Regions from separate parts of the Homo sapiens genome. Here region 2 is linked to region 1. Evidence: chromatin loops called from intact Hi-C (ENCODE). Cell type or tissue: heart left ventricle. All regions are shown on one strand. Each heading gives the region's core, and the rest is flanking DNA. Links, peaks and the distances in the headings are about the cores only.

Region 1 (9,958 bases), core at 1-8,000:
CTGCCCATCTCAGCCTCCCAAAGTGCTGGGATTACAGGCGTGAGCCCCTGCGCCCGGCCTGTCACCCAGTCTTTAAGAAGCATATGCTCATGTTATTGAAGAAGAACCTACTTATTATTGATTGCCTTTTGAAAATTTGTTGGGAATAATTTACCTGCAGGATTTAGGGATAGTCAGAAAATTCTAAGAAATATAATTATTTTATTTACCTTCTAAAGCCAAATATTCTTACACAGAAAGGTCCTCTGTTGTTCTGGTTTTACTTTGTTGCTGAGGATCTTTCCTTCCTGCTGGTCTCTTCCTCTCAGGCCACTGGCCCTGTGTGATTCCACCGTGGCTGGCCACTGGGAAGGGGCAGCTTGGACCCTTGGTCAGGCCTGACGGCCATCAGGAGGCACAAGGACACTGAGGCCCCATATCTGATCTGACCTTTGGGGGGGCACAGGGAGAGGCCGGTGGAGGAGGAGGAGGAGAGCAGACCAGGGGCTCCCTGCAGCGACTCCCGCGGTTTCCCCTGGAGTCAGCCAGGTGTAGGTCGCAGGCGGTAACAAACCTCACACTCCTGTTCCCCAAGTGAAAATCTTTACCATTGTCTGTGGGAGCGCCTGTACTCGTGTGTAGGAGCACCTGTACTTCTGCAGTCATCGAGAAGTCCTGGATCTTTTGTGGTTACACCAGCATCATGTGGCAAGCAGAGGCGACTTCCGGAAGAGACAGGCAGGCACCGTGAGGAAGGTGGCTGTGCTCTCCCAGGTGTCTCAGAGACAGATGCCTTATTTAAAATCAGCACGACATGTGTGAGATCTTCTGTTTCCTACCCCAAATCCTGAAACCCTGCAGACACTGGCTGACTGGGAGAGGTGGGGTCTGTAAGTTGTCCCCTAGTTTGCTAAGAAAATCTAAAATAATATTTATTATATGAGTTAGGAGAGAGAGAATGGGTCCGCGTGGCCTCCTCTGCAGATGTACTGGTCTGAAATGAGGTTCTGAGTCACTGGCCAGGCCAGATGTGCTCATGTCGGTGTCTGGTGTCTGTTTTGTGGAGAAAACAGTATGGTGTGTTTTAAGCTATTTGTGTTCTGTTGTAATATACTTTTAGAAGGTTAATTGGTAAGGTTAAGGTAGCATTAACCACAAAGATGTTTGGTATTTAAAAAATATTCTCTAGCAAATATTGGAATTTCCAAAATATATCATTTGTACAGGGTTAATTTTGAAATAATACTTGAAAATTTCATTATAAATATATCCTACTTTTTATCTTAAGTTGAAGATGTTATTTACTAAATTGTTCTTGTACCATTAGAAAAAAAAATACGGCAATTTACGTTCTTATTTATTTTGGCTGTACTACCCCTTTGTTTTAATTTTAAAATCAAGAAATCGGGCCGGGCGCGGTGGCTCATGCCTGTAATCCCAGCACTTTGGGAGGCCGAGGCGGGTGGATCACCTGAGGTCAAGAGGTCCAGACCATCCTGGCCAACATGGCAAAACCCCGTCTTTACTAAACATACAAAAATTAGCCGGGTGTCGTAGTGCGCACCTATAATCCCAGCTACTTGGGAGGCTGAGGCAGGAGAATCACTTGAACCCAGGAGGCGGAGCTTGCAGTGAGCCGAGATCGCGCCACTGCCCTCCAGCCTGGGCAACAGAGCGAGACTCCGTCTCAAAAATAAATAAATGATTTTAAAAAATCTAAAATCGAGAAATCACACATTCAGTGGGGAGCGACTTCTCCTTGCTTATGGGAAGTCCTCAAGTGAGTGATGTTCACCATGTATTTTTTTTTCTCTTAGGACAGACTAATTCTGAAAATACCGAAGGAAAAGTAGCTCTATGTTCTCACCCCGGTTTTCCTGCGTGTGTGCCCTTGGGTGCGATGCCTCCCCCAGCGCTCTGTGGTCGCCGGTGCCAGGGCCCCCTCTGGTTTGGCAGGGCCTGGCTGCCTTTGCTCCCTGCAGTGAGTCTTTTGGTGTTTTCATGCACGGCTTGTGCTTCTGGATCTGAGGCCTCTCGTGTTCACGCGGACACTTCCTTCCTTAAGAAGACGCCTAAAAGAGGAAGTTGGAATTTTTTTTTTTTTTTTTTGAGACAGAGTCTCGCTCTGTCGCCCAGGCTGGAGTGCAGTGGCGTGATCTCTGCTCACTGCAAGCTCCGCCATCTGGGTTCAAGCGATTCTCCTGCCTCATTCTCCCCAGTAGCTGGGATTACAGGTGCCCGCCACCACACCAGCCTAATTTTTGTATTTTTAGAGGGGTGGAGTTCCACCATGTTGGCCAGGCTGGTCTTGAACTCTTGACCTCAGGTGATCCTGAGCCTCAGCCTCCCAAAGTGCTGGAATTATAGGCGTGAACCACCGCCCCCGGCTGCAGTTGGATTTTTAAATTGCTTTTTTTTATTGTTGAGGTTTTTTTATCTCCAAGGGACTCTCCCGGCACTTCTACCTTCCAGAGTTACTTCAGTGCATAAAGTTTGAATTATTTTGTTCTTGTGGGCAGAAGTGGGAATGATGGAATATCCTCACGGAAAAGGCAGTGAAGTTGGGAGTACTGCTTACAAAACAGGGTCACCAGTGCATTATGTGGCGTGTTCATCCCCACGCCGTGTGTCACGGGCTAGGGCGGCGTGTTCATCCCCACACCGTGTGTCACAACAGGCTAGGGCACTTCACGATGTCACTACTTGTTTTTCTGATGTTCCAAAAACAACGTAACTTGGTTTTCATGTGTTTTTCCGTGGTATATGTGAGATTGATGCTACGGGTCTTACGGACTCACACCCGTTCCCACTCTCTGCAATATGGATCAGGCAGTGTTTCTGATAGGATGTGAAATGGACTCTCCTCGGGTGGGTCCAGCAGGGGCCCTGCCCACCAGAACACAGTCCGTGCTGTGCTGCGCTAAGGAGCTGGCCCTCAACTCTCCTTGGTGCAGGGTTCCCACAACCGAGTTCTAGTTCCCTGAGGTCTTTAAAAACAAAAACAGAATGTTGTACGTGAAGATTCTAGGAGGGGAGGGACCAGCAAATCTGAGAGAACCGTCCTGGGGCCTCCCTTCGAGGAGCCCTCTGATGTGAGGAGGGACTTGAGTTGAGTGACGCTGTGGTGTGAGGTGTTCTGAGCTCACTGACCGGAAGGTCCAGGTGAATCTCGTCATAAGTGATCTCAGGCTCTCACAGGATCCGGAGGGAAATGTGTTAGAGGGTCTGGAAAATTCAGTGCTTTTGAGTTACTTGTTTTTATTAAAAATTTCCTCACAAAAGAGAGTCCTCAAGTTGTGGCTGTTCTTGGGAAAGGGGTCACCGTGTCTGACAAAGTGTAACTTTAAAAAGCACGTTGATTTTTTACAAATGTAAGTGTGCTTGGGAATTCCTTAAATTTTGTGCAATAAACTATTTTTTGGTAAAGATTTTCATATTCATTGGAAGCTTCATTTTAATAGTTATATTTTGTCGTTTGGCAGTAACTTTTTAATCTCATGTTATTACACACTCTGTTCAACACGTGCTTTAAAAGAGAATTCTACTGTCCTGCCGGTTTCTGGCAGGAGTGAAGCAAACTTCTGTGGCTTGTGACCACGGCAGACGCGCGGCACCGCCTCCTCCGTCCTTGGCCCACGCTTCGCTTTGCCCGTTGTCATTTGCCAGGAATACAGAAGGAGGGGGAGCAAGCTTCCCGGTGAACCGGGGAAGGATGGTGACCGCTCTGTGCTGCGCCTCCTGAACTGGGTCTCATCATCCAGGTGCTGCCCTCTGCTGGGCCTCCCCGGTGACAGTGGAGTCATGACTCTCAGACCTCAGCAATGTGACTTCCCAGATTCTCGTCTTTTTCATCCATACTTTGATTTTGGTCATTAAGAGTTAACCAGGCGTAAGCTGGGTGTGGTGGCTCACGCCTGTAATCCCAGCACTTTGGGAGGCTGGGAGGGGGTGGTCACCTGAGGTCAGGGGTTCAAGACCAGCCCGGCCAACATGGTGAAACTCCACCTCTACTAAACAAAAAATTAGCCAGGGCGTGGTGGCGGGCGCCTGTAATCCCCACTTGTCAGGAGGCTGAGGCAGAAGAATCGCTTGATCGGGCAGAGGTTGCAGTGAGCCGAGATCACACCACTGCACTCCAGCCTGGGTGACAGAGCATGACTCCGTCTAAAAAAAAAAAGAGTTAACCAGGTACAGAGTTTTCAGTTAGACGTTATTAGAGGCCACCATGGTTTAAAAAGTACAGAAAAGGGGCAGGAAGTGGTGGTCGCTGGGCTTGGCCCTGTGGGATTAATGCACTTCTTCCTGTGAGCGTTACCAGCTTCTGTACCCAGAGAATTGCTACACAGAGTAAAAATTCCCTGACCACCTTCTGTGGCCTTAACTTTCTGAAATATTAAGGATATAATTTTTTTTGGTCTATAGAACCCTTAAGGGGACATGTATGTATCTGAACTTTTTCCTTTTCTCCATGGAGTTGCTACGTGTTTGCAGGCACTGCACTGACAGGTATATTTTAAGCTGTGTCTGTCTCAGCAGCTCGAAGCTCCACGCTGCGTCCTGCTACAGAGCTCAGCAGTGGGTGTCAGGAGTGGTTTTGGCAGAGATGAATGGGTCACTTCTTCCTGGCTTAGAGTGGCGGCAGGTACTGTCAGGAATTTGGGTTGAGTGTAGGACAGAGGACGTATCGCTGATGGGAGGCTCAGGATTTTTTTTTTTTTTTTTTTTTGGAGACGGAGTCTCACTCTGTGGCCCAGGCTGGTGTGCGGCGGCGCGATCTCGGCTCACTGCAAGCTACGCCTCCCAGGTTCACGCCATTCTCCTGCCTCAGCCTCCTGAGTAGCTGGGACTACAGGCTCCCGCCACCACGCCCGGCTAATTTCTTTTTGTATTTTAGTAGAGACGGGGTTTCACCGTGTCGGCCCGGATGGTCTCGATCTCCTGACCTCATGATCCGCCCGCCTCGGCCTCCCAAAGTGCTGGGATTACAGGCATGAAGGAGACTCAGGATTTAAAAATTACCAGGTCACTCAGAAATCTGAGACCTCGGGTAGTATTAGGAAGCAGGCCAGGCACAGTGGCTCATGCCTGTAATCCCAGCGCTTTGGGAGGCTGAGGCGGGTGAATCACTCAAGATCAGGAATTTGAAACCCGCCTGGCTAACATGGTGAAACCCCATCTCTACTAAAAATACAAAAATTAGCCGGGCGTGGTGATGGGCGCCTGTAATCCCAGCTACTCAGGAAGCTGAGGCAGGAGAATTGTTGAAGCCGGGAGGTGGAGGCTGCAGTGAGTGGAGTTCGTGCCGTTGCACTCCAGCCTGGGCAACAAAGTTGAGACTCGAGATAAAAAAAAAAAGCAGGAAGCAGATAATGGGGGAAACTAAGACGACTGCACTTCCGCCGTCTAGCTTGATGGATAAACATGACAGTTGCTGGCAGCGTCCCCAAGCCTTTCCCAGATGACGAGAGCAAGTCCCAGCACTTGGTGGCGTCTACAGTCGGGAGCATTTGTTGGAACTTGGCGGCCTCTACACAAGCTTCCGTCTGAGGGGGAATGTTGCAGGTTGCGATAAAGAGCATACTTGGGCAGTGGCCTTTCTCCTGGACACAGGGCAATGTTAAACTGCTGCTGGGCCGCCTCTGCCCATGTTTGCAACGCCCTCTGCTCGCCTGTGTGTGGGGGCGTCCTACAGCCCTCCTCCTGGCAGTGCCCTCTTCACCTCTGTGTGGGGGTGTCCTACAGCCCTCCCCCTGGCAGTGCCCTCTTCACCTGTGTGTGGGGGCGTCCTACACCCTTCCCCCGGCTCCACCACTGGCTGCCGGTGACCTTCACAGTGTCCACATCTCTAAGTTCTGACTCCATCTGAAGTGAGGGCTGAAGGTGGCGGAACCTCTGGGAGGCGTGAAAGCCGACTGTGGGCGCCCAAGGCAGCTGAGGGCTGGCGATGCCCTCGTTACTGATGAGGTGGGAACCTCTAGCCCCAAAGGCAGCATGTCCTGGTGGCACCTGGGGAGGCAGCTCTGGGAGCACCACCAGGACACCCATCTCCGCGGCCATCGGCTCAGGGATTTGCGGGAGATTGCTGGGCTTTTCTACACATCGTCGGGGTTGGATTTCACCTTCACATGAAATAGATATATTTTGAGACGGAGTTTCACTCTTGTTGCCCAGGCTGGAGTGCAGTGTCTCGATCTCAGCTCACTGCAACCTCTGCCTGCCAGGTTCAAGTGACTCTCCTGCCTCAGCCTCCAGAGTAGCTGGGCTTACAGGCTCCCGCCACCACGCCCGGCTAATTTTTGTATTTTCAGTAGAGATGGGGTTTCACCATTTTGTTCAGGCTGGTCTTGAACCCCTGACCTCAGGTGATTCACCTGCCTCTGCCTCCCAAAGTGCTAGGATTACAGGCATGAGCCACCGCGCCCGGCCCACAGTGAAATATTTTTGAGTGTCATGTCTAAATGCCCTGAAACCCAGAGAAGGACAATCTTGTCTCTGCTCGCGGAGCCTCCCACAGCACTTCAATTGTTGCAAGATTTCCTTCTGAGCGTTAAACGTGCATTTCTGGAGACTGGATAGATACGTCAAGTGTATCTTCCCAATGCTTTCAAAAATGCCCCCATCTTCACCCAGAAAACAGACCCCCCCCCCCCGCCACCTGCCTGTCCCTGCAGCTGGGCGTCTGATGGTCACGGCCGTAGCTCCCCTGAAACCCCTCATTCCCCTGCATCAGCCCAGGTCCCACCAGGTTCTGGAGCCTGTACGTTTCCACTCAGGGCCGTTATCTCCACCTGAGGGCCTCTGGCGTCCTGCGGTTGCCGTCCCTGCCCCTGCATTTCCTCTGCTGAACCACTTGGCCTGGGCTGTTTTCCTGACTAGACCCTACTGTATGTAACATACGGCTGGGTTTCTACAAGTGCTAAATAGCCATTGATAACAAACTTAATAGACACACGGCCTTTAAGGAAATCCAATTAATATTGAAAAAGAAGGGGAAGAAAAGAAATTAGCTACTCCCTGCTCATCTAGGGCTTTTCCCAGCACGTTGGGAGTAAATCCTCGAGCTGTGAGACTTCAGCTTCCGCTCAGTCCCTGGGGCTCACATGGCCCCTTTGTGATCTCGGATCAGAAATGAAGTAGAAGTTAAATTACAACTAGGAATAAAATCAGGGCTGGGCGCAGTGGCTCACGACTGTAATCCCAGCACTTTGGGAGGCCGAGGTGGGCGGATCATGAGGTCAGGAGATCAAGACCATCCTGGCTAACGCGGTGAAACCCCGTCTCTACTAAAAATACAAAAAATTAGCCGGGCGTGGTGGCGGGCGCCTGTAGTCCCAGCTACTGGGGAGGCTGAGGCAGGAGAATGGCGTGAACCCGGAAGGCGGAGCTTGCAGTGAGCCGAGATCGCGCCACTGCACTCCAGCCTGGGCGACATAGCAAGACTCCGTCTCAAAAAAAAAAAAATTCAGAACGGCTCTCAGAAGAGGCCATTGATTCTAATAAGCTTCATTTTGTTCATTCACCGGAAATCTACTTCTACCTGCAGGAGTTTACGTCTCAAAGTTTTTCATTTCTACCTAAACAGTAGCTAATATAGGGTTGGCTTCTGAACAGTGGAGTTGTTCTCCATGTTTTCCTGTGATTGTTCCTTTCTCATTTAACTGGGAGTGGATGCATTACATGGGGGTGAGGGCATGGCCCTATCAGGACCCTGGCTGCTTACCTGGATTCCACAGAAGTCCTGGTGTCAAGGCTGGTGGAGCTGCTGCACCAGAGACCCTCAAGCATGAAAACAGGATTGACCAGGACAGCCTCACGGTGCCGAGAACGAAAGTGCCTTCCCTCTCCGCTAATCCACAGCGTCCACCTGCCCGAGAACAGCTCTCCCAGTCCCACCTTCCGTCCCGCTCTGAGGTGAGCGGGGAGAGAAAAGACAGGAATGCGCATTGTGGGCGCTTGGGCTCCGTGGCCGCGTCCATCACCGTCCGTCCACTCTCCGCTGCCTTTGCTTAGTCATGTGGTCGCTGGATGTGTTCAGGAGACGGCAGCGTCTCCACAGCCCACTGAGAGCTTCTGTAACTAAGAAAAAGCTCTTAATAACTTAATGGAGAGTGGACGCTGGGTGTCAACAGCTGACTACAGCTGACCATTTAACAAATCGGCTCTAAAGCCCTTCATGTATGGAGGCTCCGTAACGAGGACTTACATAATTACCTTTTTATGTATGTATGTACGTACTTGTTTATTTATTTATTTTTGAGACAGGGTCTCTCTCTCCCAGGCTGGAGGGCAATGGCGCAATCTTCGCTCACTGCAGCCTTGACCTCCCAGGCTCAAGTAATCCTCCCTCCTCAAGGCGTGTGCCACCACGTTCAGCTAATTTTTTAAATTTTTAGCACAGACAGCGTCTCGCCATATTGCTCAGGCTGGTCTCCACCTCCTGGGCTCAAGCGATCCTCCTGTCTCGACCTCCCAAAGTGCTGGGATTACAGGTGTGAGCCACCGTGCCCAGCCTTCTTGGGCCTCTTCTAAGGGAAGTATATAAGGCTCTGTCCCATGACCTATCACCTCCCACAAGCCCCACATCCTAATACCATCACCTTGGGGGTTAGGGTTTCTTTTTTTTTTTGAGACAGAGTCTCGCTCTGTCACCCAGGCTGGAGTGCAGTGGCGCGATCTTGGCTCACTGCAAGCTCCGCCTCCCGGGTTCACACCATTCTCTTGCCTCAGCCTCCCGAGTAGCTGGGACTACAGGTGCCTTCCAGCATGCCCGGCTAATTTTTTGTATTTTTTAGTAGAGACTGGGTTTCACCGTGTTAGCCAGGATGGTCTCGATCTCCTGACCTCGTGATCTGCCCGCCTCGGCCTCCCAAAGTGCTGGGATTACAGGCGTGAGCCACCACGCCCGGCCAAGGGGGGTTAGGGTTTCAACATACGAACGCTGGGGACAGACACTCAGAATACAGCAGAGGTGTACGTTTAACTTTGAAAGAAACTGCCTCACTATTTTCCAAGGTGGTTAACTCAGTGTTTGCTCTTGCCAGCAAAATTTGATATTGCCAATTTTTAAATTTTAGCCATTCTGGTGGATTTCAAGCAGCATCTCATCGTGGTTTGAATTTCCATTTCATCCATCTTCAAAATTACTGACCCTTTCTTCTGTAGTGCCCAACCAACCATTAGTACCATCCAATGATATTTTTTAAGAGATGGGGTCTTGCTATGTTGGTCAGGCTGGCGTGCAGTGGCTATTCACAGGCGAGATCACGCTCATGGCAGCCTCGAACTCCCGGACTGAAACTACCATCACCCCTCACGCTCCAGAGTTGCTGAGACTACAGACCTGAGCCACCTCGCTCAGATCAATTATGTTTTTAACCAAGGATATCAATTATATTTTTCAGGTCTTTCATTTTCATTTAATAATATCTAAATTAGGCGGGGCGCGGTGGCTCACGCCTGTAATCCCAGCACTTTGGGAGGCCGAGGCTGGTGGATCACTTGACATCAAGAATTCGAGACCAGTCTGGCCAACATGAGGAAACCCCGTCTCTACTAAACATGCAAAAATTAGCCAGGCGTGGTGGTGGGCACCTGTAATCCCAGCTACTTGGGAGGCTGAGGCAGGAGAATCGCTTGAGCCCAGGAGGCGGAGGCTGCAGTGAGCCGAGATCGCGCCACTGCACTTCAGCCTGGGCGACAGAGCAAGACACCGCATCAAAAAATAAATAAAACATCTAAATTACATACAGTAAAATCCTCCTTCCCTTTTTCGAGACAGGGTCTCACTATTAGGTTGGTGCAAAAGTAATTGCGGCTTTTACCATGACTTTCAAAATATTTGCCCGGGCTGGTCTCGAGCTCCCGGGCCGTGGGGATCCTCCCGCCTCGCCTCCCAAGGCGCTGGGACTCCGGACGCAGCCGCCGCGCCCGGCAAAATCCGCGCTTTCAACTGCGCGTCAGGGCCCCTTGGTGAAGGAGC
Region 2 (16,156 bases), core at 4,617-12,616, 57 kb after region 1:
CTCAGAGCAGCCTCAGGGCCGGGGTACACATCAGCCGAGCCGCTCCTGTCTTCAGTCGGGGCTTCTCGGGGAAGATCTGGCTGGGATCGACGTGAATCGATGACTGGGATCGACATGAATGGAGCCATCACACTTGGGGACCTGCCCTCTTTAGGACAGGGGCCCAACCCCAACTCAAGATTTGCACAGATCAGAACAACGCTGACTTCTTACGAGGAAACACAGTTTAATTTCTGCTTTTCCCATATAAAAGCAGGGAGCAGCCAGTTAGTGCAACAGGTCCCTTTCTGGGAAAGCAAAGAACGGAGATGGGATCTACCCGCCGTGGCATCTTCATGCACTTCTTAGGCACAATTCGCATTTGCGGAAAAGCTCGGAGTTGCCTTCATCGCCTCTGAGCCACCCACCGCCCTGTCTCAGTGGGCCGCATGGCCACCCTCACGCTGCTTCCCGAGCCTCCTCAGGGCTGCCTGGCGGCACCGGCCGGAACAGCACAGCCATATTCTCGTGTCCAGGTGCACGTGCCTGGCCCTCACCACTGTGTGGACTCAGGTCGGCTCCACTCTCCCGCCCCGGTTATTTCTGTGCATTTTTAGCATTTGTGTCACCTCGGGGTGACTGTGTCATGGACACACAAGGTGGTGGTGGCAGCATAGAAGCCACCCATATGGCTCATTCACAAGCACAGACAGGAGGCAACGAACGACTCACAGCAAACAGGTACTCACTTAGCCTGAGGCCACACCACCCGGAGGCTCCAACCCCCAGAAAAGCTCTATCTGGTCTGGAGCCAAGCTTGAGAATCTCGGCCCGTACATCCTCGACTTTCTGGGAGCTGCTGCTCTTGACCATGGTGCTCCCAGCAGCCCCAGCCCTGGTGACAGGCCCAGGTGACAGACGGGCAGAGACCAGGGCCCAGCCTCACACGGCATCACTGACCAGTGCCGTCCTGTCCTCCCACCACAGGACTCGTCACACTCAAGAGGGCCCCCTCAGCTGCGGAGCCCACACACACATTTCCTAATGGATCCAGAGAAGAGGCAAATTTGTTTCAAATTTGCATTTAGTGAGATTTGGCCAACCCTTCTGACTGTTTCAGGCATGTAACCGTAGAGCTGGCCCTGCCCCCCAAGGGGCCCTCTAACGTGGCTGCAGCCCTGGAGCTCCTTAAAGAAGTGGCTGATTGCAGGGTGGTGGCAGGGAAAACGCAACCTGAACCCGGATCATTCTGTGGTGCTGAGAGTGGGGCACCAGAGCAGGTTGAGGGACAAGGGCCCCCCGAGGGAGCAGCCCGAGCAGCAACGTGACTCAGCTGTGGCCTCGACCCAGAGGGGAGCGGACACCCCGAGCCGTCACGCTGGCACACGGGTGGGAGCGCCCACAGATCAGCAAGTGAAAGAGGTCAGGACCCCAGAAGCACAAAATCCCCAGCGGACAACAGCGGCGGGATGCTGCCAGTGGGATCCAGCCGGAGGCAGAAGGTGGTTGGTCGAGTTTGAGGGGAAACAGGACGTTCAATTACAAAGGGAAAACAACCAGGGCAGTGCGGACGCCCAGCATGCACCGTACCCAGGACCCCCCACCCAGCACGCACCCCACCCAGGACACCCCCACCCAGCACGCACCCCACCCAGGACCCCCCACCCAGCACGCACCCCACCCAGGACACCCCCACCCAGCACGCACCCCACCCAGGACACCCCCACCCAGCACGCACCCCACCCAGGACACCCCCACCCAGCACGCACCCCACCCAGGACCCCCCACCCAGCACACACCCCACCCAGGACACCCCCACCCAGCACGCACCCCACTCAGGACCCCCCACCCAGCACGCACCCCACCCAGGACACCACAGGGGTCCCTCCCTGTCTGCACCACCCTTGCCCAAAACAGCCTTATGAGAAGCTCCAAGTAACACGCCACCTACCGCGTAACTGACTAGGACTCGCGGGAAGTGGACGCCCGGGGGCTGGTGAGGCCTGACTAGGGTGGCATCGGCAGTGGAGGAGGGTCTCGCTCGGCTTCTTCCTCATGCTTTTCTCTAAGTCTGAAATTATTTTAGACCACGCCCAGCCCAGCAGCTGCCTACCTGCACACGATGTAGCGGATGACGTTGGCGTGACAGATGAAGATCTCGTAACTGTCCTCCTCCTGCCTGGCATCTGCGCGGTGGATGTAGTTCCGGAAGGCGGCCTCGATCCGGGCTCCGTCTTCGTAATACTGCTGGGGGCAGAGTGAGGAGCCGTCAGTGCGGAAGTGCTCGGGCAGGGCGGGTGTCAGGAGGACAGACCCCATCGCCGCCCGGGGAAGCCCGTGGGACGGCCGGGCACGTGGTGGATGGTGAGCCCAGCAGGGCCGCTTTGCCCAGGGAAGGCGAGGGTGACACAGCTGCCCCCCGGGGAGGTTTTTACCACAGCTTCCGGCTTCCAATGAGACACGGGCGGGTCTGGCTCGATGGGGGCGCCTTCCCGCAGCAGATCTGTGCTGACTTTGCAGACGCCTGCAGAGAAGCACAGCGAAGCGCTGGGTGAGGCGGCCCCGCCGGCGGAGATGCTGTGACCTCCCGGTGGCCAGGAGCTCAGGCCGGGGCCCTGCCACGAGCCGCCCACTGCTGCAAGCATGGAGGCCCCGCGCGCAGCACTCACCTGGCAGGTGCCGGCTGATGATATCGGTGGTCTCTATGGCGCGCGTCATAGACGAATGGACGATTTTATTAAACTTCAACCCCAAGCTTGCCAGGCGGAGCCCAGTGAGTTCAGCCTGCTCCCGACCTGGAAGGTGAAAGGCACCTGAGTGCCGCACCTGCACCCCCTCCTCCACCCTCAAACACCCCCTCCTCCGCCCGCAAACACGCCCTCCTCCACCCTCAAACACCCCCTCCTCCGCCCGCAAACACCCCCTCCTCCGCCCGCAAACACGACCCCTGATCAGGCAGCAAGCTCAGCAAGCTCAGCCGATGGCTCCTGCCCGCCCGAGGCTTGGGCCAGAGGGGCCGGCACTCAACTGTCTTCACCCCCATACAGGAAAAAACATGCATCTGATTCCACCAATGGAGCAGCAAGCAAACCGGATGGTGGCTGGCGCTTGGTGGGGCCCAGGGGTGGTTTCTGGGTCCCCCCTTGTCACCCTCACTCAACTGTGTCCAAAACCTGAGCCTCACAGGCCCCCAACCACGCGCCATGGCGGAGGCCAACACAGCGGGACCTAAACACCCCAAGCTGCTATGTGGGGGCCGGACACCAGTGCAGATGCCTTTTCTCTTGTGAGCTTTTGCATCCAGGTGAAAACGCCTCAGGAAGGCCGAAGCCACTGGATGCAGCCACACCTGCATCTGTCACTCCACTTTCTTTGTGCACAAGCAGCCAGGACAGCTCTGGGGACTGGGGGGCGGCGTCTGTGGAGGACAGCCCTGCACATTTTTACTATCTGAACTTTTAGTATGTGCATGAACAGGCACTATCCCATTCGAAGAACTTTTCAAAATGTAAACTCTACCTTAGCCCACCCTGCATTTCCTTCTCTAGGCAGGCATTTCTTCTACAGATCCACCTGCACAGGGACACAAGGACAAGGTGGAAGGACCCTCCTGGACGCTGTCTATGCAGCATCTGCCAGTGGGGACAGGCGGGATCCTGTTGCTCAGTCCCGCCTGTTCAACAGGGCATTAAGAGGCAGAGGCCAGGCCGGGCGCGGTGGCTCACACCTGTCACCCTAGCACTTTGGGAGGCCAAGGCGGGCGGATTACGAGGTCAGGAGTTTGAGACCAGCCTGGCCAATATGGTGAAACCCCATCTCTACTAAAAATACAAAAAAAAAAAAAAATTAGGCTGGGTGTGGTGGCTCACGCCTGTAATCCCAGTACTTTGGGAGGCCGAGGCGGGTGGATCACAAGGTCAGGAGATAGAGACCATCCTGGCTAACACGGTGAAACCCCGTCTCTACTAAAAATACAAAAAAATAGCTGGGAGTGGCAGCGTGTGCCTGTAGTCCCAGCTACTTGGGAGCCTGAGGCAGGAGAATTGCTTGAACCCAGGAGGCAAAGGTTGCAGCGGGCCAAGATCACGTCACTGCACTCCAGCCTGGGTAACAGAGCAGGACTATGTCTCAAAACAAACAAACAAGCAGACGCCAGGCATCAGGCCTGTGAGTGCCACAGGCCGCAGAGAAGCGTCTTTGGCAGCAGGTCCAGGTGAGCAGCCGAGGGCACAAGCCACGCCGCTTTCCAAGGCATCAAGCAGGTATAAAATCACTGCTGGGATATGCACTGCATTTGGTCTCATGCAAACAAGATCTGTCCAACATTTGCTAAAAGTTAAGGGCTTTTTTTTTTTGAGACGGAGTCTCACTCTGTTACCTAGGCTAGAGTGCAGTGGTGCAATCTTGGCTCACTGCAACCTCCACCTCCCAGGGTCAAGCAATTCTCCTGTCTCAGCCTCCTTAGTAGCTGGGATTACAGGTGCCTGCCACTGCACCCGGCTAATTTTTGTACTTTTAGTAGTGACGAGGTTTCGCCCTGTTGGCCAGGCTGGTCTCGAACTCCTGACCTCAGGTGATCCACCTGCCTCGGCCTCCCAAAGTGTTGGGATTACAGGCGTGAGCCACCGTGCCTGGCCAAGGTAAGGACATTTTTTTTTTTTTTGAGACGGAGTCTCGCTCTGTCGCCCAGGCTGGAGTGCAGTGGTGCGATCTCAGCTCACTGCAAGCTCCGCCTCCAGGGTTCACACCATTCTCCTGCCTCAGCTTCCCGAGTAGCTGGGACTACAGGCGCCCACCACTGCACCTGGCTAATTTTTGTACTTTTAGTAGAGACAGGGTTTTGCCGGGTTGGCCAGGCTGGTCTCGAATTCCTGACCTCAGGTAATCCACCTGCCTCGGCCTCCCAAAGTGCTGGGATTACAGGCGTGAGCCACCGCGCCCGGCCAAGGTAAGGACATTTTGAAAAGCTTGTCTTCTGTCCAAGTTCAGCTGACAGTTACTGGTAATAATGTGTGATTCAGGGGTGATGGTCTCGGACATGGGCCCCAGGAGGCCCAGTGCCCCAAGCACTTTCAAGAAAGCTGACCAAGGGGGTCGGCGGAGGACCTGCACCCAGTCACATAACCAAGGCGCCAGCAGATATGCACCTGGCCACATAACCACGAGGGTCCACAGAGGATCTGAACCCACCACATACCCAGCGGGGTCAGAGTGCGGTCCTTCTCCAGGGAGCCATCCACGTGGTACTGGGAATGCCTGATGAGGAAGATGTGCCGCGTGGCCTTGGCTTTGTAGTGGTCCAGCTTGGACGCCAGCTCTTCTTCCCCAGATTCCACGTTCCTCTTCCGCACGTTGATCAGAGACAGTGGTTCTCGCCTGATGTTGAAATACAAGATATGTCCTTGAGACCTCTGTTCCCAAGTTTGAGTTTTTCTGACAAGATGTTATTTCCAAATTGTCAGACTATTTGGGAAGAGCATGGAGAGAAGACAAGGCCCTTGGCACAGCCCTGGGGAGGCCTCTCTGAGCATACCGCCACTCTCCCTCCCACAAAGCTAGTGCCAGGTCTGTTCTGAGTGATGCGCTGGAGAGCAAAACAGACAAGCAAAGCCCTGTGCATCTTCTTCTCTAATGAGAGGCAGACAGTGAACAGCAGGAGACAGACTACCCCAAACGCAACTGTGGTTACGGAGAACGCCAGGCTAGGAAAGAGGACAGCGGCTATCGGGGCGCAGGCGGAAAGTGTCCACGGGGCCAAGATGGGCCTCCCTGACCATGATGCTTCAGCAGAGCCTAGAACTGCAATGCCCAACAGCAGCCACTAGCTATGAGGATGTTTCAATTCAAAATTTAAGCAAAATTAAATAAAATTAAAACATCATGTCCTCAGTCATACTAAGCACATTTTAGACCCTCAGGCCGGGTGCAGTGGCTCACACGTGTAATCCCAGCATTTGGGAGGCTGAGGTGGCCAGATCAACTGAGGTCAAGAGTTCGACACTAGCCTGGCCAACATGGTGAAATTGCACCTCTACTCAAAATACAAAAATTAGCCGGGCTTGGTGGCACACGCCTGTGATCCCAGCTACTTGGGAGGCTGAGGCAGGAGAATCGCTTGAACCTGGGAGGCGGAGGTTGCAGAGAGCCGAGATCGTGCCACTGCACTCCAGTCTGGGCGACAGAGTGAGACTCCGCCTCAGAAAATAAATAAATAAACAAACACTCAGTGAGGAAGAAAACATTCCCATTATGAAGGTCTGTTCCAGAGCTGCTGGAATCTGAAAAAGAGTGGATCCCAGCACTTTGGGAGGCCGAGGTGGGCAGATCACTGGAGCCCAGGAGTCCAAGACTAGCCTGGGCAACACAGGGGGACCCCGTCTCTACAAAAACATTAAAAAATTAGCCGGGCAAGGTGGTCCACAGCTGTAGTCCCGGCTACTCAGGAGGCTGAGGTGGGAGAATTGCTTGAGCCTAGGAGGGAGCCATGATCTTGCCACTGCACTGCACTGCACTCCAGCCTGGGCAACAGAGCGAGACCCTGTCTCAACAGCAACAAAAAAAGTTCAACGCGGCAGAGCTGGGAATAGCAAAAGTCGAACCTGCTGGTATTTACTCGCTGAGACAGTGGCGGAAAAGGAAGCTGTGGAAGGGCACGGTGGTGACTCAAGGGCTCCGTTTGGGCCACGCCGACCTGGGGGCCTGTCATAAACCAGGCCAAGACTCAAATTGGCAGGTATGGGGGAGTCAGGCTGAGCCAGAGAAAATATTTGGGAGCTATAGGCACAGAGACAGGAAGCCGTAAACTGCATGAGACCTCCAGGAAGAAGCTGGAGATTTCACCAGATGAGGCTCTGGAACTTTCAAGTGTGGACAGGTGAGACTCAAGAAGAAACATGCTGTCTTCTAGCACCTTCCTGTAGTTGCTCATGCCTTCTGTCTGTATAAGTCTTTCCCAACCCACAAGGCCCAATTCACTTCTCCCCAGACATGACAAGCAAATACAGAACACCTGCTTAAAAGAGAAAGGCTGGGCTCAGCTCCCGGTTCTACTTCAAGTTCTTTTTTTTCTTTTTTGAGACAGAGTTTCACTCTATCACCCAGGCTGGAGTGCAGTGGCACGATCTGGGCTCACTGCAGCCTCCACCTCCTGGGCTCAAGTGATTGTCCTGCCTCAGCCTCCCAAGTAGCTAGGACTACAGGTGCATGCCACCATGCCTGGCTAATTTTTTTGTATTTTTAGTAAATACAGAGTGTCACCGTGTTGGTCAGGCTGGTCTCGAACTCCTGACCTCAAGTGATCCGCCCACCTCAGCCTCTCAAAATGCTGGGATTACAGGTGTGAGCCACCGCACCCAGCCTACTTCAAGTTCTTTAACGGCAGAGTAAATCTGTTTCCTTAAAAAGACCTAAGAAATTCAGAATATTGATTCAGAATTTCTGATTTTTCAGAATTCTGATTTTTAAAAAAGAATATAACAGGCTGGGCATGGTGGCTCATGCCTGTAATCCCAGCACTTTGGGAGGCCGAGGTGGGAGGATCACCTAAGGTTGGGAGTTCAAGACCAGCCTGACCGACATGGAGAAACCCCGTCTCTACTAAAAATACAAAATTAGCTGGGCATAATGGCGCGTGCCTGTAATCCCAGCTACTCGGGAGGCTGAGGCAGGAGAATTGCTTGAACCCGGGAGGCGGAGGTTGCAGTGAGCCGAGATTGCACCATTGCACTCCAGCCTGGGCAACAAGAGCGAAACTCCGTCTCAAGGAAAAAGAAAAAAGAAAAGAAGGAAAAAGAATGTAACTCCAGTCTAATCATGAGAAAACCTTCAGAGAAGTCTCAATTGAGGGACCTTCTACCAAACCCCTGACCAGGACGCCTCAAACACTCATGATCATCAAAACAAGTCTGAGAAATTGTCACAGCCAAAACATGCCTACGGAGGCATGAAGACTACTTGTCATGTGGGACCCTAGAACAGAACAGCAGGTAAAAGCTGAGGAAATCTCAATGAAACATGAACCTTAGTTAACAGTAATGTATTATAAACTAATATAATAACTATAATTAATCTATATTATTTTGGCTCATTAATTTTGATATATACACCATGCTTAGTGTATGATGCTAATAATAGAGGAAATAAGGTTAACAAAAGATAAAAATCTAATATAAAGTACCTAACGCAACCACAGTAGTATAATTCTGTGCCCCCTTTCTCAAAGTACTGAGTATAATGAGGAGTTAGGACTGGGAAAACCATCCTTGCCGCTAGAGCAGTCCTGGCCGACAGAAACAGAATGCCAGCAACATGTGAAATTATACATTTTCTAATAGCAACATTAAAAAGAAACAGGTGAATTTCGATCATACTTTTAATTCAATATGCTAAAAATACTATTTCAACACATAACTAATGTTAAAAACCTGCACTACTTTTTTTTTTTTTCCTTTGAGACAGGCTCTGTTGCTCAGGCTGGAGTGAAGTGGCGGGATCTCGGCTCACACTGTGCAGCCTGGGACCCCTGGACTCAAGGGATCCTCCTACCTCAGCCTCCCGAGTAGCTGGGACCACAGGCGCGCGCCACCTCGCTCGGCCAATTTTTTTTGTATTTTTTGTAGAGATGGGGGTCTCACTATGTTGCCCAGGCTGGTTTCAAATTTCTCAAGCGATCCTCCGGCCTCAGCCTCCCAAACGCTGGGATTACAGGCCTGAGCTACCGCACCCGGCCCTGCTTGCGTTAAGTTTAAATTGACGTAAACTAAGCATTCCCTTCAGGAATCACACGAGCCATATTTCAAACGCTCAATAACCGCACGCAGCTCGCGGGCGCGCTCCTGCAAACGCCCCTGAAGGAGGCCCGGCTTCCACCTCAGCCTCGCCCCGGCCCGCGCTCCGGCGATGGCACCCAGGGCGGACTCGCAGGGGCGGGGAGAAGGGCGAGGACGCGACGGAGCTCGGCCACAGAAGCCGGCGGGAAGGGTCAGCCGCCCCCGGAACCCTCCGCGCAGAGCGGCCCCGGAAAGCGGCTCCTCCGCTGGGGAAAGCAGACGGCGACCCCAGATCCCGACCCGATCGCAACCTTAAACCTGGTCCCGATCTCGATCCCAACGGTAACACCTGCCCTGACCCCCATCCCGACCCCGGCCCCAAACAGCCCCGCGCGCACCTGTCCCAGTTGGGGTCCCAGACACCGGGGCCCGGCCGCGCGCCCCCCGCCCAGGCCGGCGGCTCAGCCGGGCGTGGCTCCGCGTCCCCGCCTGCGCGCGGCTTCCCTACCGCCACGGCCGAGAAGAGCACGGCGGCCGAGCCCCCGGCCAGCCCGCAGGCCGCCAGCTGCAGCGCCTGCCGGAACGCCATGCCGCTTGCTCCCGCGCCGGCCCGCGCAGGCGCCCACGGCCCCGACGGCGCTCCGCGAGGAACACGCTTCCCCCGGCTGCCGCTTCCGGGCGGCGGGGGCGGAAGTCCCGCCTCCTGGGGCGCGGCAGGACGCGGGGCAGCCTTGCGCGAAGGGGCGTTTTCGTGGAGCCACCTGCCGCGCCACGCTCCAGTCCCGTCACTTGTGCTCGCGAGCGCCGGTGCGCGCAGGTGCGGGCGGGGTTGTGGGGACGCCGGGAGGGCGGCGCGGTACTTTCCAGAAGGTTCCGCACCGGAAGCGCCTGCCGAGGCCGGAGGCTGGGTGCAGGGGCGGAGACGCGGAGAACTTGGGATCCTGGTTTAAGGGAGCTGGGAAGCTGCCGCAGGTTTGTTTAAACGATATTTTTTTGGTGGCGGAACACGAAGTAAAGTTTTCCGTCGGCGCAGTTCCTGCGTGTGCTGTTCAAGCGGCCTGAAGTGCGTTCAGGTTCGGCCGGGCTGTCCCTCCTCCTGGTCCCGACCCCTCAAACCCCGGGCCGAACACCGCCCTCTCCTGCGGGACAGTCTTTCTATGGCCGGCGCGTTTCGCCTAGCAGGGTCCTCAGAGGGACCGCGTTAGAGCCTGGGTTTCCTTCCAGGGGGACCAGCGCTCCCTGGGTGGACCGACCCCACCGCTTACCCATTGCTGGACGCCTGCGTGCACCGACCCCACCGCTTACCCATTGCTGGACGCTTGCCCTGTTGCCATCTCCTCGCTAGCGTGAACAGTGCTGCGTGCAGATCTCTCTTTCATTGATTGTTTTGCGTCTGTACCCAGAAGTGGGATTGCTGGACCATCTCTGCCCATTTTAAAATTGGGAAATGACATGATCTGATTTAAGCTATTTAAAAATCACTTGGGCCTGGGCTCGGTGGCTCACGCGTGTAATCACAACACTTTGGGAAGCCGAGACAGGCGGATCACCTGAGGTCAGAAGTTTGAGACCAGCCTGGCCAACATGGTGAAACCCGGTCTCTACTAAAAATACAAAAATTAGCCGGGCACGGTGGCTCCAGCCTGTAATACCAGCTACTCAGGAGGCTGAGGCAGGAGAGTTGCTTGAACCCAGGAAGCGGAGGTTGCAGTGAGCTGAGATTGCCTCACTGCACTCCAGCCTGGGCAACAGAGTGAAACAATGTCTCAAAAAAATAAAAATAAAAAAACTGAATGGTTCCACAGAAATACTGAGACTTCTGCTTAAACAGGCTTTCTTGAACCTGTACGCTTCCAGTTGGGTCTGCTGCTTCCAGGTCATTTACTAAAAATGATAGGAAGATTTAAAAAATAAAAATAAAAGGAAGGCCGGGCGTGGTGGCTCACGCCTGTAATCCCAGCACTTTGGGAGGCCTAGGTGAGCGGATCACGAGGTCAGGAGCTCGAGACCATCCTGGCTAACACGGTGAAAACCCGTCTCTACTAATAATACAAAAAAAAAAAAAAAAAATAGGGCATGGTGGCGGGTGCTTGTAGTCCCAGCTACTAGGGAGGCTGAGGCAGGAGAATGCCGTGAACCCGGGAGGCGGAGCTTGCAGTGAGCCGAGATCGCGCCACTGCACTCCAGACTGGGCGACAGAGCGAGACTCTGTCTCAAAAAAATAAAGGAAAATTGGGCCGGGCGCAGTGCCTCACGCCTGTAATCCCAGCACTTTGGGAGGCTGAGGTGGGCGGATCACGAGGTTAGGAGATCAAGACCAGCCTGACCAACATGGTGAAACCCCGTCTTTACTGAAATACAAAAAAGCCTGGCGTGGTGGTGCGCGCCTGTAGTCCCTGCTACTCGAGAGCCTAAGGCCGGATAATCGCTTGAACCTGGGAGGCAGAGGTTGCAGTGAGCCAGGATGGTGCCACTGCACTCCAGCCTGGGTGACAGAGACTCTGTCTCAAAAAAAAGAAAATCAGCCAGGCTCAGTGGCTCATGCCTGTAATCCCAGCACTTTGGGAGGCCGAGGCGGGCAGATCACCTGAGATCAGGAGTTTGAGACCAGCCTGGCCAACATGGTGAAACCCCATCTCTACTAAAAATACAAAAATTAGCTGGTACATACCTGTAATCCCAGCTACCCAGGAGGCTGAGGCAGGAGAATCGCTGGAATCCAGGAGGCAGAAGCTGCAGTGAGCTGAGATCACACTACTGCACTCCAGCCTGGGTGACAGAGCAAGACTCCATCTCAAAAAATAAAATAAAAAACAAGGGAAAATCCACAAGGACATAGTTGAATCCATAAGAAGAAATGACAGCAGATAAATCAGTTAACAAAAGTTCAAGAGCTGGAGATCAGATCTTTATCGACCTGAGAATATGGAACACCAGTGCCTATGTGGAAGGAAACCAGGAAGCAAGTTCATTTAATCCAGTGAGTCTGGAAGAGTCTGGGAGTTGGCAGCATTAGCCTCCTGTCTGAGAGCTGTGGGGCTGAAAGCAGGAGCATTTAGAGGAAAAGGTTGCCTTCCACATTTCGTTTCTCCCCCACATGTTCAGGGGAATAGCTCACTTTCATCACCGTGGAGCACTAGAGAAAGGCCATTCCAGGGGACTTGAACAGGAGGGTTCTGGATTTCAGGACACCAAGCATAGCTCAGATTGGGGATGCAGTAATAAAGATGGGATTATACAGAGTTCACATAAGGAAGAGTAGGACCTCTAACCCCTTTCCTCCAGATAGCCACAAGAATGTTGGCCACTAGGCTCATTCCCTGCTCAGCTACCACCACCATCCTTCCCCCAATGCCCTGACAAGAACTAAAGGATTCCTCTGTGTGGAAACTGACCAGCCCAGGAGAAAATATTTTTTTTTAATGTATTTTTTACGCCGGGCGCAGTGGCTCATGCTCGATAATCCCAGCACTTTGAGAGGCCGAGACAGGCGGATGGATCACTTGAGGTCAGGAGTTCGAGACCAGCCTGGCCAACATGGTGAAACCCCATCTCTACTAAAAATACAAAAAATTAGCAGGGCATAGTGGCACGCGCTGGTAATCCCAGCTACTCAGGAGGCTGAGCCAGGAGAATCACTTGGAAACGGGAGGCTGCAGTGAGCTGAGATCATGCCACCGCACTCCAGCCTGGGCAACAGAGTGAGACTCTGTCTCAAAAAAAAAAAAAAAAAAAAAGCCTGTTTTCTGATGACTGTTAAGTGTGTGAAACTAAAAACTCCTGGTCTCTGCTCTCCCCTGTGTGCCTGACAGCACTCCGTAAAGGTGTGTTCAGCGAACTGACCGGATGCGGGCTGTGGTAAGCCATATACATGATGTGAAATCTTCTCCAGCAAATTCTCTTGACCTTGCCGTGACACTCTGATGCCCTATGATGAGGTGGTGAAGATGGTGGCTCAAGACCTGGCTGACTGCCTCTGAATCAGGACTGTCTCTTGCTAGCTGAGGCATCTTGCATCCCCCACATGTGGAGTAGAGAAAACAATGGCACCTCCCTCAGGGCTGCTGCAGCTCTCAGAAGAGTTCCGGCACAAAGCAGCCCTAAGCGGTGTCAGTACTGTCATCTCTGGATTCTAATCTAGAATCTGTTCTGAGATCCAGGTTCTTAATCCTCCATCATGGCAGGGGGTGGGACTCACTGGGAAGTGGCAAGTTAGAGGGATAGTCAGAATTGTCACCTTCTGCATCAATTGCAGGAGCATCTGTTACTTTTGCAAATGCCCTAAACTTCCTTTGGGAACGACCCCACCTTAAATATTCTGAACTGAAAGAGCAGTTCTTTGAAAACCCAAGGCAAGCAGGACTTGAGCAGGCATTAGTGCCGCTGTCTTCACCGCCACATCCTTCACGGCATCCAGGAGCTGGAAACAGTCTAGCCACTGACGGACAGACGGACAGGCAAAATGCAGTCCACGCACACGGCAATGTTCAGCCTTTTAAGTTTTTAATTTTTATTTTATTATTTCTTAGTAGAGAGGGGGTTTCATCATGTTGGCCAGGCTGGTTTCAAACTCCTGACCTCAAGTAATCCGCCTGCCTCGGCCTCAAAAAGTGCTAGGATTACAGGCGTGAGCCGCTGCACCCAGCCCTATTTTTATTTTTTATTTTATTTATTTATTTTTTTGAGACAGAGTCTCACTCTGTTGCCCAGGCTGGGGTGCAGTGGCACGATCTTGGCTCACTGCAACCTCTGCCTTCCCAGTTCAAGTGATTTTCCTGCCTCAGCCTCCCAAGTAGCTGGGATTACAGGCATGCATCACCACACCCAGCTAATTTTTTTTTTTTTTTTTAAGACGGAGTCTTTCTCTGTCGCCAGGCTGGAATGCAGTGGAGCGATCTTGGCTCACTGCAACCTCTGCCTCCCAGGTTCAAGCGGTTCTCCTGCCTCAGCCTCCCGAGTAGCTGTGATTACAGGCACGTGCCACCACGCCCTGCTAATTTTTTTTTTTTTTTTTTTGAGACGGAGTCTCACTCTGTTGCCCAGCCTGGAGTGCAGTGGCACGATCTCGGCTCACTGCAAGCTCTGCCTCCCAGGTTCACGCCATTCTACCGCCTCAGCCTCCCAAGTAGCTGGGACTACAGGCGCCCGCCACCACGCCCGGCTAATTTTTTGTATTTTTTTTAGTAGAGACAGGGTTTCACCATGTTAGCCAGGATGGTCTCGATCTCCTGACCTCGTGATCCGCCCGCCTCGGCCTCCCAAAGTGCTGGGATTACAGGCATGAGCCACCGCGCCTTGCCCATGCCCTGCTAATTTTTATATTTTTAGTAGAGACAAGGTTTCACCAGGTTGGCCAGGATGGCCTCGATTTCTTGACCTCGTGATCCACCAGCCTTGGCCTCCCAAAGTGCTGGGATTACAGGCATGAGCCGCTCTGCCCAGCCGCTAATTTTTTATATTTTTGGTAGAGATAGGGTTTCACTATGTTGGCCAGGCTGGTCTTGAACTCCTGACCTCAAGTGATCCATCTGCCTCAAGTGATCCCAGCCTCCCAAAGTGCTGGGATTACAAGCGTGAGCCACCGAGCCTAGCCTATTTTTATTTTCTTTAAAGAATCTTAAGGACAATCAAAAGTCAGCCTTTATTAAAAGGAAAGAGGGCCGGGAATGTTGGCTCAAGCCTGTAATCCCAGCACCTCCGGAGGCCAAGGCAGGCAAATCATGAGGTCAGGTGTTCGAGACCAGCCTAGCCAACATGGCGAAACCCTTTCTCTACTAAAGATACAAAAAATTAGCCGGGCATGGTGGTGCACACCTGTAATCCCAGCTACTCGGGAGGCTGAGGCAGGAGAAATCTCTTGAACCCAGGAGGCAGAGGTTGCAGTGAGCTGAGATCACGCCATTGCACTCCAGCCTGGGCAACGGGGCAAGACTCTGTCTCAAAAAAAAAAAAAAAAAAAAAAAAGAGCCCAGTGCAGTTGCTCCCACCTGTAATCCCAGGAGTTCAAAGACCAGCCTGGGCAACACAGGAAGACCCCATCTCTACAAAAAAAAGAAAACAATTAGCCAGGTATGGCTGGGTGGGAACTTATAATCCTAGCTACTTGGGAGACTGTGGCAGGAAGATATCCCAGGAGTGTATGTGTGTGTGTGTGTGTGTGTGTATATATAGACACATATATACATATATATGTGTGTGTGTGTGTGTGTGTGTGTGTGTATATATATGTATTTCTTTTTTTTTCTTGTAGAAATGAGGTCTCGCTGTGTTGCCCAGGCTGGTCTCAAATTCCTGGCCTCAAGCAATCTTCCTGCCTCGGCCTCCCAAAGTACTGGGATGACAGGCATGAGCCACCACGACCAGATGCATGGTAAATTTTGTGTTTTATGTATCGTACCACACACACGAAAATTTAAAAAACATCTGGCTATGCATGTCTTTCAAAGCAACAGCAATTGTTCTGAGAGATTAAAGTCACCATTGAAGAACCTGCATTATCGTTTATTGTGATCCTAATTCGGTCCACAGTAACAATTGAAACTGCCTCGACTAAATTTTAAGTTTCTGGGGCAGCACCACCTGAAGGCAGCGACTGCCTTTTTAAAAGACAGGGTTCTGACATTCAGAGATTTCTGTTTCTCTATCCATCATTTTTGGGCATCTTGAATCACCTGATTTAGAGTCAGTGACATCCTGACTGGATTGGTTCTGCTCTCGCTGGGCGGGTGAGACCCCCAGACCCACGTCCACAGTGCACCTGATGTTCTCCCAGCGGTCGTCACTTCCCCAAGGAGGCCAGGTAGGCATACCAGAACAGAGCTGCCAGGTTGGCGAAGAGCACCCGGAACTGCCGAAAAGAACAGTCCAACAGGCCACGGTCAGCGGGAGGCCGTGGCCAGTTATCCAGCCTCAGTCACCCAGTTCATTTGTTTACCCGTTTGTTGGTCAGCTGGTCCAACCACCCATCCATTACTGCATTTACTGAGCCTTTGTTCGTACCAAACGCTGTGCTAGGCCCCTAGCAGAGAGGAGTGGAGAAGAAAAACGGTCCCCTAGTTACAGTGTTCACAGGCTACAGCGGCCCAGGAATCCCAAAGCCAAGTCACTCTCCTTTTGCCCCCTTCACCGCACACCTTAGCTCCTGGTTCAGCCTCTCTCACTCCAGGACCAGCCATCATGCAGGTGGCTGCACCCTCCTCAGGGGACACAGCTGACGAACAGCGGAGGGGCCCCAGACCTTCCCTCCTCTAACCCATCACCATCCCACTGCCCTGCTTTGGTGACTCAGCAGCTTCACCCTTCCCCAGAATCCTCTGGCCCAGTGCTGAGTCTCTCCCTGGCACGTGGTGCTATGAAAGTAGCAGCCCATGTGTCTGGTTAATCGCCGCGTCTCCGAGTCTAGCAGCATG

What was found. Hi-C counts contacts between places; a loop is a spot of excess contacts. Peaks named below come from ENCODE experiments on the same cell type or tissue, not always from the same donor. Only the 100,000 strongest peaks of a DNase experiment are listed, where the experiment ranks them.
Region 2: a loop joins it to region 1, with 6 times the contacts of the local background. A loop is called at or near these places in 21 of 110 quality-filtered maps.

The regions. Positions count from the first base shown.
Region 1 is chr12:132,762,363-132,772,320 of GRCh38, reverse strand. GOLGA3 (golgin A3) reads left to right here. Exons shown (of 24, transcript NM_001389683.1): 24 at 1-3,407. Among named protein-coding and RNA genes, the nearest start is that of ANKLE2, 5.5 kb to the right of the region's middle. RefSeq lists enhancers at 320-519, 2,611-2,780, 4,249-4,298, 4,409-4,458, 9,821-9,920 and a cis regulatory region at 2,695. In heart left ventricle, for the core only: a CTCF peak has its summit at 3,753 (motif pointing left); DNase peaks (open chromatin) are centred at 3,720, 5,430 and 7,910; H3K4me3 peaks cover 647 bases; H3K27ac peaks cover 1,849 bases.
Region 2 is chr12:132,704,057-132,720,212 of GRCh38, reverse strand. It overlaps PGAM5 (PGAM family member 5, mitochondrial serine/threonine protein phosphatase), which reads right to left and starts at 9,371. Exons shown (of 6, transcript NM_001170543.2): 1 at 9,146-9,371; 2 at 5,177-5,355; 3 at 2,649-2,774; 4 at 2,415-2,503; 5 at 2,093-2,226. The coding sequence starts at 9,336. LOC124903063 (a long non-coding RNA gene) reads left to right here and starts at 9,618. Exons shown (of 2, transcript XR_007063551.1): 1 at 9,618-9,719; 2 at 14,998-15,235. PXMP2 (peroxisomal membrane protein 2) reads right to left here. Exons shown (of 5, transcript NM_018663.3): 5 at 15,228-15,594. The coding sequence ends at 15,526. RefSeq lists silencers at 8,855-8,964, 9,175-9,634, 12,703-12,903 and enhancers at 9,805-9,854, 15,417-16,156. In heart left ventricle, for the core only: a CTCF peak has its summit at 9,514; DNase peaks (open chromatin) are centred at 8,866, 9,492 and 9,938; H3K4me3 peaks cover 2,770 bases; H3K27ac peaks cover 892 bases.